Regions from separate parts of the Homo sapiens genome. Here region 1 is linked to region 2. The links are chromatin loops, found by intact Hi-C in ENCODE. Cell type or tissue: endothelial cell of umbilical vein. All regions are shown on one strand. Region 1 holds the start of SMAD3-AS1 (SMAD3 antisense RNA 1). Region 2 overlaps SMAD3-DT (SMAD3 divergent transcript).

The links. Hi-C counts contacts between places; a loop is a spot of excess contacts. Peaks named below come from ENCODE experiments on the same cell type or tissue, not always from the same donor. Only the 100,000 strongest peaks of a DNase experiment are listed, where the experiment ranks them.
Region 1: a loop joins it to region 2, with 2.4 times the contacts of the local background. A loop is called at or near these places in 1 of 110 quality-filtered maps.

Annotation. Positions count from the first base shown.
Region 1 is chr15:67,146,062-67,154,061 of GRCh38, reverse strand. All of the region lies in intron 1 of SMAD3 (SMAD family member 3), which reads right to left. It overlaps SMAD3-AS1 (SMAD3 antisense RNA 1), which reads left to right and starts at 7,123. Exons shown (of 3, transcript NR_186224.1): 1 at 7,123-7,150; 2 at 7,921-8,000. RefSeq lists enhancers at 615-784, 3,308-4,115, 4,923-5,730, 6,737-7,031, 6,109-7,043 and 1 more. In endothelial cell of umbilical vein, no CTCF peak of the experiment used is centred here; DNase peaks (open chromatin) are centred at 3,451, 5,411, 6,951 and 7,621; H3K27ac peaks cover 5,716 bases.
Region 2 is chr15:67,010,552-67,018,551 of GRCh38, reverse strand. All of the region lies in intron 2 of SMAD3-DT (SMAD3 divergent transcript), which reads left to right. Among named protein-coding and RNA genes, the nearest start is that of SMAD3-DT, 50 kb to the left of the region's middle. In endothelial cell of umbilical vein, no CTCF peak of the experiment used is centred here; a DNase peak (open chromatin) is centred at 4,701; H3K27ac peaks cover 1,739 bases.

The DNA of each region.
Region 1 (8,000 bases), 140 kb before region 2:
GCAGAAGGCTCCTGGGCAGATCCTTGGAGGGGGAAGCCAAGAAACACCTTGCCTTATCCTTGGGAGGGCTGGACTCCACTGGAAACACACAAAGATCGCCTAGACCTTGGGCTATCCCACCTCCCAAGGGCCATGGGTGGGCACAGAATTTGTACTTTCTGGAAAAGAAGAAGGTTGGTTACTGGAGAAAGTTCAGCCTGATGATAATTATCTGTAAAGCACGCAGACACCAAGAACTTTTCAACATCAGGCTATGGATTTGGCGAGGCCCAGAGTTTCTCAACGTTGGCACTACTGATGTTTTGGGCTAATCTTTGTTGGGGCTAGGGGGCTGTCCTGTGTAGAGACAGATATAGAATGCTTAACAGCATGTCTGGCTCCCTCACACTGGATGCCGGTAGCTGTGACCCACCTGCAGCTGTGACAACTGAAAAAAAATACCTCTAAACATTGCCAAATGTCCCCTGGGGGGCAAATCTGCTCTCTTCCCTCCCCTTGAGATCCCCCTGGGCTAAGGAAATGCTCTGAGATGAGCAAGATGCGGGAAAACAGAAGGAATCCCCCCCGCCCGCCCCCCAAGACGGAGTTTTGCTCTTGTTGCCCAGGCTGGAGTACAGCGGAGTGATCTTGGCTCACTGCAACCTCCAGTTCAGGTGATTCTCCTGCCTCAGCCTTCTGCGTAGCTGGGATTACAGGCATGCACCACCACGCCTGGCTAATTTTTGCATGTTTAGTAGAGACGGGGTTTCACAATATTGGCCAGGCTGGTCTCAAACGCCTGACCTCAGGTGATCCACCTGCCCCAGCCTCCCAAAGTGCTTGGATTACAGGCGTGAGCCACTGCACCTGGCCAAACAGAAGCAATTTACACCTCAGAGCAAGCGTTTACCCAGCACTTCTCACTCAGTAACTCACTGGATAAAGGGATCCTGCAGGCTGAGTATCTCATCACTCCCATTTTACAGATGAAAAATTTTTGATGCTGAGTGACTTGCCCAAAGTCACCCAGCAAGGAACAGTGCCTGGGCTTGAACCTAGATGTTACACTCCAAACTCAGTTCTCTATGACTACAAAGCACACTGGGTTTAAATCAGCAGAGATTCTCTTTTGGCTGTGGTGAGAGCCCCTCCCTTCCCCCATGCAAAGAAGACGGTTAAATATTGAAGGAGGAGGAGGAGGAGAGTGTTTAGGGCTTTTCTATTTAATAGCTTTGGTCTTCACAAACTTTTTTCTCCAAGCACCAAGTTGATGGGGATTGCTTTTTCTTGAGTGTCAGCAGGATCATAGAACTTTCAAGTCACAAATAAAAGATGCTACAAAGATCTGGGTTGGTCTGTGACTACTGGAAGAAAGGGAAAAGTTGCCAGGCTTCACAGAATCTTCTGGGTGGCCATTTCACTCTGCTGAAAATTAGGCCTGACAATGGTTTATGTTTTTTTAAGAGATCACTCATGGACCCATTCAGCATACTCACAGCCCTTGGCAACGTTCTGATGGGCTTAAGGCAACAGTGGACTTCACCTCAGCTTTCATTAAAATCCCTCACCCCCAAAAGCTGACCTCCAACAATACAGGAAGCTTGAAATGGAGTAAGTCACAAAGCCAGGTGTGTTTAGACCCATCTTCTCATTCTGGGTGATCTGGGCCTCTCGCTCGGCAGCAGGCCTGTTCATGTAGCCAACACTTAGAGTCTTCTCTGTTTCCAAACTACTTTGGGGAATCAAATTAATTTGCATTGTCAGTTTGAGGGAGAAGAAAATAACCCATAGGACAGAAAGGATTCCTTCATTCTACGACAACATGATGTTCCATTTGGTGGAAACAAAAATGAGTATTTAGGTAAAAACATTTATCAGCCCCAAAACTCTAACTTTGTAAAAACAGAATAGAAGATACTAGAGGCTGAAAAGTGTAAAGGGAACAGAGGGATGGGGAGAAATTTGTTAAAGGTCTCAAAATTACAGCTAAAGAGGAAAAATCAGTTCTAGTGTCCTAAACCACTGTAAGATGATTATACTTAACAATAATATATTATATAGCTTCAAATATCTAGCAATCATATATTACAATATTATTATTACATAGTTTACAATTATTATGTAATATATGATTGTTACTATGTATAATCATATATTACATAGTTTCAAATAGGAGAATATTGAATGCTTATATAGTAACATACATAGTAACATTCATATATTACATAGTTTCAAATAGAAGGAGGATATTGAATGCTTCCAACCCAAAGAAATGATAAATGCTTGACAGGATGGAGATGCTAATTAACCTGATGTGATCACCATAATGACATTAATATGTATCAAAACATCACTATGTATCCCATGAATATGGACAATTATTTGTCAATTTAAAAAAATCAAATATTTTTCAAAAACTCTAACTTTAGAGGGAAAGGAAAAAGGGAAAATAGCCTGGGTGCAATGGCTCATGCTTGTAATCCCAGCACTTTGCGAGGCTGAGGTGGGTGGATTACAAGGTCAGGAGTTCGAGACCAGCCTGGCCAACATAGTGAAACCCTGTCTCTACTAAAAATACAAAAATTAGCCGGGCATGGTGGCGCAAGCCTGTAGTCCCAGCTACTCAGGAGGCTGAGGCAGGAGAATCGCTTGAACCCAGGAGGTGGAGGTTGCAGTGAGCCGAGATTGTGCCACTGCACTCCAGCCTGGGCAACAGAGAGAGACTCCGTCTCAAAATAAATAAATAAATAAATAAATAAAAGGGAAAATGGGGAGAAAGAGCTATTGGAGACTGTGAGATAATGGTCTCATCTTAGACCCTCTTCTCCAAAGAAAAGAAAACAGGCTTAGAGGTGGCAAGGTAGAACTGAAACACAAATCTGGGCCTTCCACTAATATATGAATGTCTTAAGACTGAGATATAAGGCCTGGCGTGGTGGCTCACGTCTGTAATCCCAGCACTCTGGGTAGCCAAGGTGGGCAGATCACCTGAGGTCAGGAGTTCCAAGACCAACCTGGCCAACATGGTGAAACCCCGTCTCTACTAAAAATACAAAAAAATTAGCCAGGCATGGTGGTGGGCACCTGTAATCCCAGCTACTGGGGAGGCTGAGGCAAGAGAATCACTTGAACCTGGGAGGTGGAGGTTGCAGTGAGCCGAGATTGTGCCACTGCACTCTAGCCTGGGCGACAGAGAGAGACTCCATCTCAAAAAAAAAAAAAAAAAAAAAAAAAAGACTGAGAAATAGCTTTGCTCTCTTAATAAAAAAAAAAAAAAAAAAAAAGCAGGACATGGAAAAGTCCCCTCCCCTGACAACTGCAATTTCTCAAGTCTTATCTGCCGGCAAACCTCACTATTAGTTCAACTTCACAAAACAAACAATTCTTATTACAGGACTCTTAGTCATTCTGTTTTTCACTTTCTTCCACAGAGCAGAAGCCATTAGGTCTGGGTATCCTCTCTCTGCCCTCTTTTCCCAGACCTGGTTCCCAGCCTCCCGCCTCCTGCAGTCAGGTCTGCCCGAATCGGAGCACCATGAATCACTTCCTGTGGGCAGACTGCACGCTTGGGGGTGGGATTTACTTTCTTTCTTTCTTTCTTTTTTTTCCTGGAAAAGATTCTCACAGACTTTTGGGGTAAAACAAGTGGAACCAGGCGATGATAACTGGCGGCCTTGTTCTATCAAAACAAATCTTAAAGTTTCCAAAGACTTAGAGAAAATGTCAGGCGGGCATTCCTGACTGGGGGCGGGGGTTGGGGAGAGGTGAAGAGGGCAAATGAGGAGGTTTTGTGTTAATTGCACAGTTTTGACTTCCTTAATTATGAGTCACCGGCTAGAGAGATAAAACAATGTCACAAGTGCTGCATAACATGCAACGGGTCAACCGGGCGACTCAGTGACATTCACGCGGAGAGGCAGTGCCTCAGGACAAGCGCTCACTCCAGTGATTTTACAACAATTCCTAGCAAATGTCACACAGTATGGTTGGGACATTTACAACCATCTCAGTCTTATGACATTTACAACTCAGTCTCTTCTTTTTAAAAGAAGCCCCAAAGCCTTCAGGATTTGCAAACCTTTCAGTTAGCCACTGTTGGGTATGAATGGGGAGCTGGAAGTAAAGGAAGGGTGGGAAATGACCATGTTTCTTGAAAAAGTTAGTTTAAGGACCATGGAGGTAAAGAGGTACCTTTACATGCAAAAAATGCAGCATTTGCATGACAGCAATTGCTAACGTTCCATACACATTCTCTTGCTTTCTGAACCAAAGCTTTACAAGCTTATATAAGCAGTTTCCATCCCAAATGGTAACAAAGAATGGGTGCCCTGTATATTCTGGCATCTGTACCCTGAGGACAGTTAAGTGGCCAATTAGCATTCCTTTCTGTCTAAGGGTACAGACCTCCTATTGTACCTAAAAAAAAAAAGGTTCTGGTTCATTGGGGCAATTCACCTAAGACAGCAAAGAACCCCTATGGGCAGGAAAACAGGAATTCCACACAAGCAAGAAAGGAGGACTTCAGAGAAGCCAGGCCCACACTTAACAATGTCAGGGTGGCAACAGCCCTCCTCGATTAAGCCGGCCTCATCAACTAAGTGGCCCTTGTCTGAAAGCTGCATCCCTAAAACAGCTACAATCAGGAACAAGCAAAGGGTTCCAGGTGAGGCGTCCTCCCGCTGGGTCCTAGATACTTACAACTCTCCCCGGTATCAGCCCACCCAGTCCCAGCTGAGATTCAGAGCACCTGCCCACCCACCACCTCACCCCCACTTCCTAGACAGGCCTAATTTACAGGCATAGAAACTCAAAATGCTGAACAGGCCCAAGTAGTGGAGGTAAAATGTTGCAGCCACAGTATCTGAATGTGAGGCTCCTGCACTCTTGGCCACCAGCATAGTGCGCTGAGGTGCAGGTGGGGACAGAGCCCTTGGAGGTCCAATTATCTTCCAGCTCAAACAGTAACCCACTCTGTGGCTCTCTGCTAAGAATGACCTCTCTCCATCCTCCCCTCCTCGAACTCTTACAGTCCACCATCCCCACTGTCCCACACTCTTCAAATTCATCATCATTTAGCACCAAAGGCCTGGTATGATGAAGTGACTTCTGTGTGTTTCTGACTTCCCTTCCCAACTGTGCCAGGAGCTCCTTGAGGGAAAGGAAACCTAGCTTAACTTTGCCTGCATCCTGGATGGAGCGAGGGGCTTGCAGGTCACATTTGCTCAGAAAATAGTAATGGTAATGGAATTATTAGCTGATAGCGTGCATCAGCAACTGGTAAGCTTCATAGTACCTTTCAGAAGACGTAGGAAATAAGCAAAGATCTCAGGCTGCCCACCAGCCTTGTGAACCCGATCAAGAAGTCAAGCCTCATAGCAAAGGGATCCACAGACGCACATTACTGCCATGGGCCCAATACCAGAAATGTTCTTTAAGCAATCAGCTGGTCTTGAGAGGTGCAATTAAAAACAGCAGGGGAATGACAGCCACAGGTGCCAGTTAGGCGAAAGCAACCAGCGGGGAAGTGCAGGAAGCTAAAATGTTTTTGAATGAGGAAGCTCTGCCCACTTGCCATACCAGGGAGAGAGAGTCATCTGTGGCTAAGGTTGTAGGCAGACATTAAATACAGCGATTTGCAATAAACTTGCTCAACAAATATTTGTTAACTGGAGATTTTTATCAAGTGTTGGATTTAATAGAGGAGAAAGCACACAGATATATGGCCCACACTGGGGATGGACTGGAGCCCTGGCTGCTCATTAGATGACAGGGGTGTGTGTGGCCCTCCCTCTGGCTGTGCTACCGACTCATGGAGGAGTCTTTAGGTATGGATTATCTCATTTAAAAAATGATGGGTTCAACGGATCTCTAGTGTCTTCTCACCTTCTAGTACCTTCTAGCATTCCAAATACCTGTGAAATACACTAATTTGCAGGGGGAAGTGGCTTAAAGGTGTTCTGTGTCTACACTTCTCATTCCTTCAATGCTTTTAGGCACCTAGGGCCTTGGAGAAAACCTGAATCATAATATAGCAGCAGAGCAAATAAGTAATCAAAAATGTGGACTACCAACAAAAATTCCTCTTCCCTACTGTACATGGAGCAACAAACAGAAAGGATGAGAGAGAAAACTTCAGAACTTTGACTCTTTCTGCAGGTTAGAAGCAAACACAAAAGCCAAGTAAGCCCCAAACCCGACGCCAACATCAACTAAACAGTGGCAGTCGTAGCTGTCATGTGGGATATAAAGGAATTAAATTGATTTCAAACAACTTCCTGAGAGAGGAGGTTGCTTTAAACCAGAAAGGTGAGGGAGGCTGCAGAATTACTGACCTCAAAAATCAGAGGTCATGGAATGAATGAGACAGGTAGACAGGTTCCAGACATGCTCACATCTGTGGCTGGTAGAACTGGACCTGGACACGACACTGGGGCGGGGGCAGTGGAAGGGTGGTGTGCAAATGTCCTTTTGCAGAATATTCCAGCCTCAGAACCACAGGACTTTGGAGCTGGTGGGGGGCATTTCACCACCACCTTCTTTTCCCCCTGAACACGTGAGGAAACTGGGGCCCAGGAAAGGATGGCATTTACCCAGGGATCCTTCTGAGTGAGCTCCTATGTTGTTTTTTTTCTACTCCAGGAATCATGACCCCAAAACTATGGCCCCAAATAGAAAACTCAGCTGTCGGTGTAACTGAACAAAGAAGCTAACACCACAATAAAGGGCAGGAGCTTCCATCAAGAGCAGAAAGAACAGAGTGGTTTCTGTGGAGGAGCGGCTGTGCCTGGCATTTCCCACCCTGCACACACCCAGCTGTTGGGGCCACAGTCCACTGCAGCCTGTCTTTCAAGTCGGCCCGGCTGTCAAGCCTGGGCCCATCTCCCGGGCTCTGTAAACAGTTCTGGCTCTCTCTCTCTCTTCCCTCCTCTACTCTCAGAACACCACACATCACTGGGGCCTGGATTGTTTGGTAACAATGGAGGGGAACGTTAAACAAGAGTTGACGACGGGAAGTGAATCACTGAATTCTCAAACAGGCTCCGTGGAAGGAGCAAAGAACTGTGGGAGGGGCCCCTGGCAGGGCCTGGCGGGGTGCAGGGGAATCTTTGGAGGCTGCTCTCTTCTCACCCCGCCAAAGGACACCCTTTCAACTCTGCCTGGCTGTAACCAGGTAGCAGCTTCATATGTCAGGCCCCATCTAGCTCCCAAATCAACCCCGCTACTTCCGAGTTTCCCTGGTGTTCTCTGCTCCTTGGATTAAGCAGGAGGGAGAAATGGAGAAAGAGCCTTTTTTCTACAAACACTGACCCAACTTTGTCCCCATACACCTTAAAGTCTGACCCTGAAGAGGCAGCTACAGGCTCTAACAGAAGGAAAAGGCTCATTCTTCTCTCCCCGCTCAGGCATCAGCTACTTAAATGGAGATGTCCTCAAAGGAAAATATAAAACACAGAGACAATGTCTCTGTATGACCTGAGATTCCATATAAGTGTCTGAGAGAAGTCCCTCCCCGCTCCCCATCCCCGAACACACATTCCCTCTCCTAAGTCTGCACTGACTCCCACTCAACCCTGGTGCCATGGAACAGCCCCCTCCAGCCTCCACACTACCCGCTCTAGGCCGCACCTCCACTGACAGCTGCTCTGGCCACGTGCCCTGGGTCTATAACCTTCAAAGTCTGGTCTCTGGCAGGCTGTCACATTTTATTCAAATGATGTGTAGGCATACTCTCTGCTCCTCCAAAGAGCAGTTGATCATCCAGTCTGTGTTTACTACAGGCCTACTATGTGCAAGGCACTTGGTATCTCTGTCTTAACTTCCTTTGCAAAAAATCGAAGATTAATGGCTCAATCTAGGAAACATTTAAGATTCTATGTGCAGGAAGAACAGGGCTGGGCACCCCTTGGTATATGTAAATGTGTCCTCAGTTTTGCTTTATAGGATCTCTTTCCACAACTAGTTTTACCATGTCTACTTCAGCCTCATTAAGGAGTTAACACTGACCAGTTGCTTCCTAGAAG
Region 2 (8,000 bases):
ATGAGACTGAAGCTAACCAATTAATCTATAGACAAAACGAGAGGAGGGCAAAGGGGAGGGAGGCACCATGGGTAGCTCTGCAGTTGGTTTCAGTGCCTGGGAACACAGATGGAAGAAGGATGGGGTCCAGGGGAAGGCCTTGACGCCCCTTGATCCTTGCTGAGTTTGAAAGGACTGTGGGATGTCCAGGGGAAAGTCAGGTGGCCAGGCTGGAAGGTCCAGCAGAGCTCTAGGCCTGGGATGGACACTGGGGACCATCACTGTAAAGAGACAGGTTGATCTGGGAGAGCAGGTGAGGATGTGCAGAAGGAAGAGCTGCCAGGGGAAGGAGAAGCTTCTGTGTGGCTGAGAAGGAGCAGCTGGAGAGTAAGGAGGAAATCCAAGGGCAGGCAGTAACTGTTAAGCCAGAGAGTCTGCCAGAGGGCCAGTGAGATGAGGACTGAAGAGGACTCACTGTCATTAGCAGCAAGGAGGTGGGTGCTCAGGACATTATGGAGATCAAGTTTAAGTGGGTGCTGGGGGACAGAAGCCAGAGTACAGCAAGTGGAGAAGGATACACATCACCTTCAAGAAGCTTGGCTGTGAAGGAGAGAAGAGAGGGCTGGAGCTTGAGAGAAAGGTGGGCTCTGACTTTCTTTTATCTTTTTCTTTTCTTCTTTCTTTTTTTTTTTTGTTTTTTTTTTTAGACAGGGCCTCACTCTGTCACCCAGACTGGAGTGCAATGGTGTGATCTTAGCTCAGTGCAGCCTCGAATTCCTGGGCTCAAGTGATCCTCCTGCCTCAGCCTCCCAAAGTGCTGGGATTACAAGCATGCACAATCATGCCTGGCTAATTTTTAAATTTATTTTTATTTTCTATAGAGACAAGGTCCTTCTGTGTTTCCCAGGGGGGTCTTGAACTCTTGTGCTCAACCAATCCTCCCACCTTGGCCTCACAAAGTGCTGGGATTATAGGCATGAGCCACCACGCCCAGCCAGCTCTCACTTTCAAATTCCTATCATTTTGACCATCAGAGGAACTGGAAGATTGGGGAAGCCCCGAGACATTTCCCCACAAAACTGCCAAAGCCTGCTTCCTCCAGTGGTTGATTCCACTTCCTCTGCTTCCACGCCCACCATCTGTGCACCTCTTCTCCCAGCTGCATCTTTTCTTTTTTCTTTTTTTTGGAGATGGAGTTTTGCTATTGTTGCCCAGGCTGGAGTGCAATGGCACAGTCTTGGCTCACCGCAGCTTCTGCCTCCGGGGTTCAAGCAATTCTCCTGCCTCAGCCTCCCAAGTAGCTGGGATTACAGGTGCACACCACCATGCCCGGCTAATTTTTGTATTTATTATTATCATTATTATTATTTGAGATGGAGTCTCACACTGTTGCCCAGGCTGAAGTACAATGGCAGGATCTCAGCTCACTGCAACCTCCGCCTCCTGGGTTCAAGCGATTCTCCTGCCTCAGCCTCCCGAGTAGCTGGGTTTACAGGCGCCCACCACCATGGCTGGCTAATTTTTTGTATTTTTAGTAGAGACAGGGTTTCACTATGTTGGCCAGGCTGGTCTCGAACTCCTGACCTCAGGTGATCCGCCCACCTTGTCCTCCCAAAGTGCAGCTGCATCTTTTCTGATTGGTGCAGACCTCCCAATTGGCCTGGCTGTTGCATGCATAGTGAAAATGTGGCTGAACAAAGGGAGGCGATTGTCAGTGTCAGAAGTGAGTTCAGGTCCAAGCTTTCTGGTTTCTGAACTGGAATGTCTTTGCCATTATCTAGTCCAAAGCATTTCAGATTTTTCCAATGAAGAGCCCCTACTGGCACACAGGAAACAGCTCAGACACCAGGGATCAGGGTTATGAAATGAAGTATGCGGCAGCCACTAAAAGCCTAGTGTATCTCTAATTTCTCTAAAACCTCATGTTTTAGCATAAAAGCGCATGCAGTGTTGCATCCTACTCTGACATACTTGGGTGCTTTGGGGTTTTAAAATTATATTTGGAATTGCTTACCTTCATATGAAATTGACACTCAAAGAAGGTGCACCAGCTTTGTCCCATGACCCTCCCGTTAGAGCAGCAGTCAGAAGTCAGATCGTCTCCCTCCACCTTTCTTTCTTTCCTTCCCTCGCTCCCTCCCTCTCTCTCTCTTTCTTTCTTTTCTTTTCTTTCTTTCTTTTTTTTTTTTTTTGAAGGAGTCTTGCTGTGTTGCTTAGGCTGGAGTGCAGTGGTGCAATCTCAGCTCACTGCAACTTCCACCTCCCAGGTTCAAGCAATTCTCCTGCCTCAGCCTCCTGAGTAGCTGGGACTACAGAGGTGCGCCACCATGCCTGGCTAATTTTAGTATTTTTAGTGGAAATGGGGTTTCAAAATATTGGCCAGGCTGGTCTCAAACTCCTGACCTCGTGATCTGCCTGCCTTGGCCTCCCAAAATGCTCAGATTACAGGCGTGAGCCACCACACCCGGCCCATCCCTCCACCTTTCTTACACCTGTGCATACACACATACACAATCACACAAACTACAATTGAGACTGAGGTCCAGAGAGGTGGTCACATGGCCAAGATCACACAGCAAGCGCGTGGGTCTAGCTCCATTAACTCCCTATCCATTGCTCCTTCTTTGCAACTCCATTGCCAAGGAATTGAGGATGGCATAGTTTTTACTGGGGAATCTCAGATTTCCTGTTTGATATTGGCAGATGAAATTAGGAATGGGGAACAGAGGTTTAGAGTGGAAAACAAGTAATTTAATTATTTGGGTCCCATAACTAGGTTCTGATGCTTTGAAAACATGACACTATTGTATTTATGTAAATAGCCATGCTCGAGGGAGGATTTGACAGGCCTCAAGGAGGCCTTTCTCCTCCAAATTATCTTCTCTATTCTGGTGTTAAGACTTGAAATCCACCTTCAAGTTAAGCATTGTCCTTTCCCCCAGGTCATTGCTATGGGTTGAGTTAGTCCCTCTGAAATTCATATGTTGAAGTCTTAACCCTCAGTATGTCACATCATTTGGAGACAGGGCCTTCACAGAGGTAACCAAATCAAAATGAGGTCATTTGGGTGGGCCCTAATCCAAAAACACTGGTGTCCTTATAAGAAGTGGAGGCCGGGCGCGGTGGCTTACACCTGTAATCCCAGCATTTTGGGAGGCCAAGGCAGGCAGATCACCTGAGGTCAGGAGTTCCAGACCAACCTGACCAACATGGAGAAACCCAGTCTCTACTAAAAATACAAAATTAGCTGGGCATGGTGGCACATGCCTGTAATCCCAGCTACTCGGGAGGCTGAGGCAGGAGAATCGCTTGAACCCGGGAGGCGGAGGTTGTGGTGAGCTGAGATCACGCCATTGCACTCCAGCCTGGGCAACAAGAGCTAAACTCCATCTCAAAAAAAAAAAAAAAAAGTGGAGATTTGGGCCGGGCACAGCGGCTCACATCTGTAATCCTAGCACTTTGGGAGGTGGGAGGATTGGTTGAGCCCAGGAATTTGAGACCAGCCTGGGCAACATAGTAAGACCCCATCTCTACAAATAAAAAAAAAAAAATTAGCCAGGTGTGGTGGCATGTGCTTGTGGTCCCAGCTACTCAGGAGTCTGAGACAGGAGGATCACCTGAGCCCTGGAGTTTGAGGTTGCAGTGAGCCATTATCGCACCTCTGCACTCCAGCCTGGGTGATGAAGCGAGACCCTGCCCTTCCCCACTGGCCTCCCGCAAAAAAAAAAAGAAGAGGAGATTTGGACACAGAGATACACATAGAAGGAAGAAAGATGGTGTGAGGGAAAAGACGGCCATCTACAAGCCAAAAAGAGAGACCTGGACAGATCCTTCCCTCACAACCCTCGAAAGGAACTAACCCTGCTGGATAACTTAATTTCACACTTTTAGCCTCCAGAACTATGAAAGGATGCATTTCTGTTATTTAAACTACTCAGTTTGTGGTACTTTGTTATGGCAGTCTTAACAAACAAACAGAGTCATCTTTGTGAAGCCTTGTGCTTCTGGGAAGGAAAGCACAGCCAGATTCCTACAGCAGAAAAGCATGATCTTCCCTTAGTAAAGGGATTATTTCTGCCTCTGTCTTTGAGCTGGACCCTCTGTAGGTAACTCACACACAACATCTAATTTCCTCTTCACCAGAGGGATACATAATAAGGACAAAAATTAATGCTCATATTCACTGAGCATTTACTATGTACCAGGCAGTTTTTAATGATTTACATTTGATACCCACTACTAGGAGGTATGAGGGACTATTATTCCTATTTTACAGATGAGGAAACTGAGTCCCACTGAGGTTACGTGTCCCAGTGAGGTTACGTGTCCAGCCCAAGTCACTCAGCTAACAGTAAGTGACTGGACCAAAATTAGAAAACACGTTCCACCCACCTTTCTAACCCCTCTCAGAATGAATGAGCTTCCTGCAACTTTCCTTCGGAGCCAATGGACAGGGAGCTGACCCCAGGCCATGGTGGGCTAATGCAGGAAGAAGAGGAAGGTGGAGACAGCCATCGGTGCCTGAAACCTGCACCTTCTGTCCTGCAAGGCAGCCCTCCCTCAGCCCCACTGCAGGTTCAATGGGCTTGGGCCTAAGTTGGGGCTGACGTCAGCTGAGGGAAATTCGACTTGGAGAACAAAAGCTTCCACCACAGGAAAAAACTTCCTGTTCAAGTCCTGGCAAGAGAGCTCGGGTTTCAACCACACAGCTGGTAAAGTCATCGGCTGGTCGTGGGCTGGCGACGCAGGGGCTCCCAAGGGCACGGAGCAGCTGGGCGGAAGGCCTGGAGATCTCTTCCCGCCAGGCTGCAGGGGTCTGATCAGAGAGACCCAAGATTCCCCTGTGGATGGTGGTGGGGAAGGGCTGAGGCCAGGCCTTGTCAAAGTCCTTTCCCACCTCTGACTTTGGCCAATCCTCCCAAACGCGTAGAGCCAAGCAGCCATCATCAGTGCGCCCATATCCATTTGCCAGTAAAGAAACCAAGTCCAGAGAGGGGTGGTCAGTATCTCAATGATAGTCATCAAATTAGATGGGGGGTGGGGGGAGTGGGAGGACTTGAACCCAGTCCTTGATCTCTTCCTGAGTTCTCGGTTCTTTGGTTACTAAACAAAGGAGGAAAAAGATCTAACAAAGATCTAGGTGAAAAGGAGACAAATTCCAAAGACCCCATTTTTCCAGCCACCCATCCTGCCTCAGCAGAGCACTGAGGGCTGGGTGGAAGAACATTCACTCATTCATCCATTCAGCACATCAGGCACCCACCATGTGGATGCCATCCAGCCTGGGAGCCACATGTGCCCAACTAACTTGTTTTAAGTCCATTCAGCAAGGTGGGGCTCGAGATCCAGGCAACAGAGGAAGTAACGAATGGAATGGACATAAAGTTGGTGGATACATGAAAGGTATCATTGTTAATAATATTGTTCCCCTGTTCAGCACATGTTTTAGTCAAGCACCAATTATTAGCAAGGCACAGAGGCACAGTGCTCCAGCTATGTCTGCCAGGCTATGTGCCAGTCACTTTACATGGAATTTCATTTCATCTTTACATCCACCCTATGAGGTGGTGAAGTGGACACCAGGATCTACAAGCTCCCTTTTTTGGGAATTTGGACCCCTCCCCCATCACATGGGTGAGTCCCTGAGGCCACGTTTGTACCTAGTGGTCCCGCCTTATGGTCATAGGTGATTAGATTAGGAGTGGGCATGTGGCTCAAGCTGGGCCAATCAGGTTCTCTTTGTGGAGAATTTATTTATTTATGGAGATGGAATCTCACTCTGTCACCCAGGCTGGAGTGCAGTGGCGTGATCTCGGCTCACTGCAACCCCTGCCTCCCGGGTTCAAGCAATTCTTCGGCCTCAGCCTCCCTAGTAGCTGGGCCTACAGGAGTGCCTCACCACGCCCTGCTAATTTTTATATTTTTAGTAGAGACAGGGTTTTGCCATGTTGGCCAGACCAGTCTTGAACTCCTGACCTCAAGTGATCCACCCGCCTTGGTTTCCCAAAGTGCTGGGATTCTTTTTTTTTTTTTTTTTTTTTTTTGAGATGAAGTCTCAGTCTGTCACCCAGGCTGGAGTGCAGTGGTGCGATCTGGGCTCACTGCAACCTCTGCCTCCTGGGTTCAAGAGATTCCCGGGAGGCAGAGTGTGTGTGTGGAGGATCTCGGGTGCGGAGTAGCCACCACACTCAGCTACTTTTTGTATTTTTAGTAGAGATGGGGTTTTGCCATGTCGGTCAGGCTCGTCTCAAACTCCTGACTTCGGGTGATCCACCCACCTCAGCCTCCCAAAGTGCTGGGCTTACAGACATGAGCCACTGCGCCCAGCCAAGTGCTGGGATTCTTTGTGGAGAGTTTAGAATTGAGATGTCATATTAACTGAGGCTTATCAGAACTGAGGGGTTGAGGGGGAGAAGAGAGTAATGCAGCAGGTAGCTGAGGGTGGTAGAGAGGCTGGTGGCCTTCCTGTCCAGGTTCTAAGCAAAGTCTGGTTGCTTTCCCTCCTGGGCCCCTCCAGGCTTGCTACATTCTTATGATGCATTCTGGTTTTGCCTAAGCTAGCTTGAGCCAGTTTCTGTCACTTGCATCCAAAGAGTCCTCGGTAGAACAGCGAGTTCCATGATGGCAAGGGACTGGGTCTTGTTCACTAAAGTGTCCTTAGGACCTGGTACATAAAAAGGGCTCCATAAATGTTAGTTGAATTAATAAAAAGTGGAGGTTCCGAGAAGTTAATTGATTTGGACCCGAGCCTCACAGTAAGTAACAGCTGGACTTTGAACTGGGTCTACCGGCTTCAGAGCATGTGCCTTTTCTGCCATACCAGGCTGGCTTTTATAAATTGTTCTCCTTATTATTATATTAAAATCACAGGTAGTCAGAACTAGAGTGAACCTGAAGACTAGTAAGTTTTATTGTTTTGTAGACGAGAAATTGGGGCCTAGGGAGGGGAAATGGCAGAAGTTTCTTGATTCTCATGCAGCTACCTAACCCGAGCTGACGTTTAATTATCATGTGTGTGACACTGCTGTGCTTGCTGTTTGAGTACTGAAATGTTTTCATACCAGTTGATGACTAGCAGCTGCCTCAAGCCCTTAGTGTCCCCTCCTCTGTAGCCCCAGCCTTCAGAACCCCCGGGCTTCCATTATCCACAAGCAAAGGGGTTGTGCTGAGTCCAGCACGGCTCTCCAGGTCTATTCTGATTGGTCAGTATCTGTGCCACTCGACCTGTTAAATATCAGCCTTGAATTTACCTAGTGTGATTTGAAGAGTTCTGGTTACTTTGTCTCTCCATTAAAGAGAAGTGGGGATTTTAAAATATAGCAAAAATAGCATTGCTATCCTTCCCCTCTGCCTCCCATGGCAGCTCAAATTCTACTGTTCAGAAACATTTCATGTATCCACTCACCCCTTCATTCCACAAATATTTACTGGGTGCCGATTCTGTGACAGGCTTTTGGCCCCCAGGAGCTCTTGTTCCCCACCACCTAAAATGTAAATTCCCCTGGGGAGGGAGGAATCTGAAGTTGGTATGGCCTGCATGCCATGGGGGTGATTTGGTAGTGGCAGGGATGACCCACTGGGCTGGCTTAGCCACCTGCAAAAGGTCAGCAACAAACAGGCAGACCAAAAGAAGTAATCGAGAGGGAGAAAGATAATACAGAAATAAACAACTGTATTTCAGCACATGTGTAAGTTGCATGGCACATCAAAACACCAACATTTAGGCCAGGCACGGTGGTTTACACCTATAATCCCAGCACTTTGGGAGGCCAAGGCAGGCGCGGATCACTTGAGGTCAGGTGTTCGAGACCAGTCTAGCCAACATGGTGAAACCCTGTCTCTACTAAAAATACAAAAAGTTAGCCAGGTGTGGTGGCAGCCGCCTATAATCCCAACTACTGGGGAGGCTGAGACAGGAGAATTGCTTGAGCCTAGGAGGAAGAGGTTGCAGTGCGCCGAGATTGCACCACTGCACTCTAGCCTGGGTGATGGAGTGAGACTCTGTCTCAAAAACAAACAAA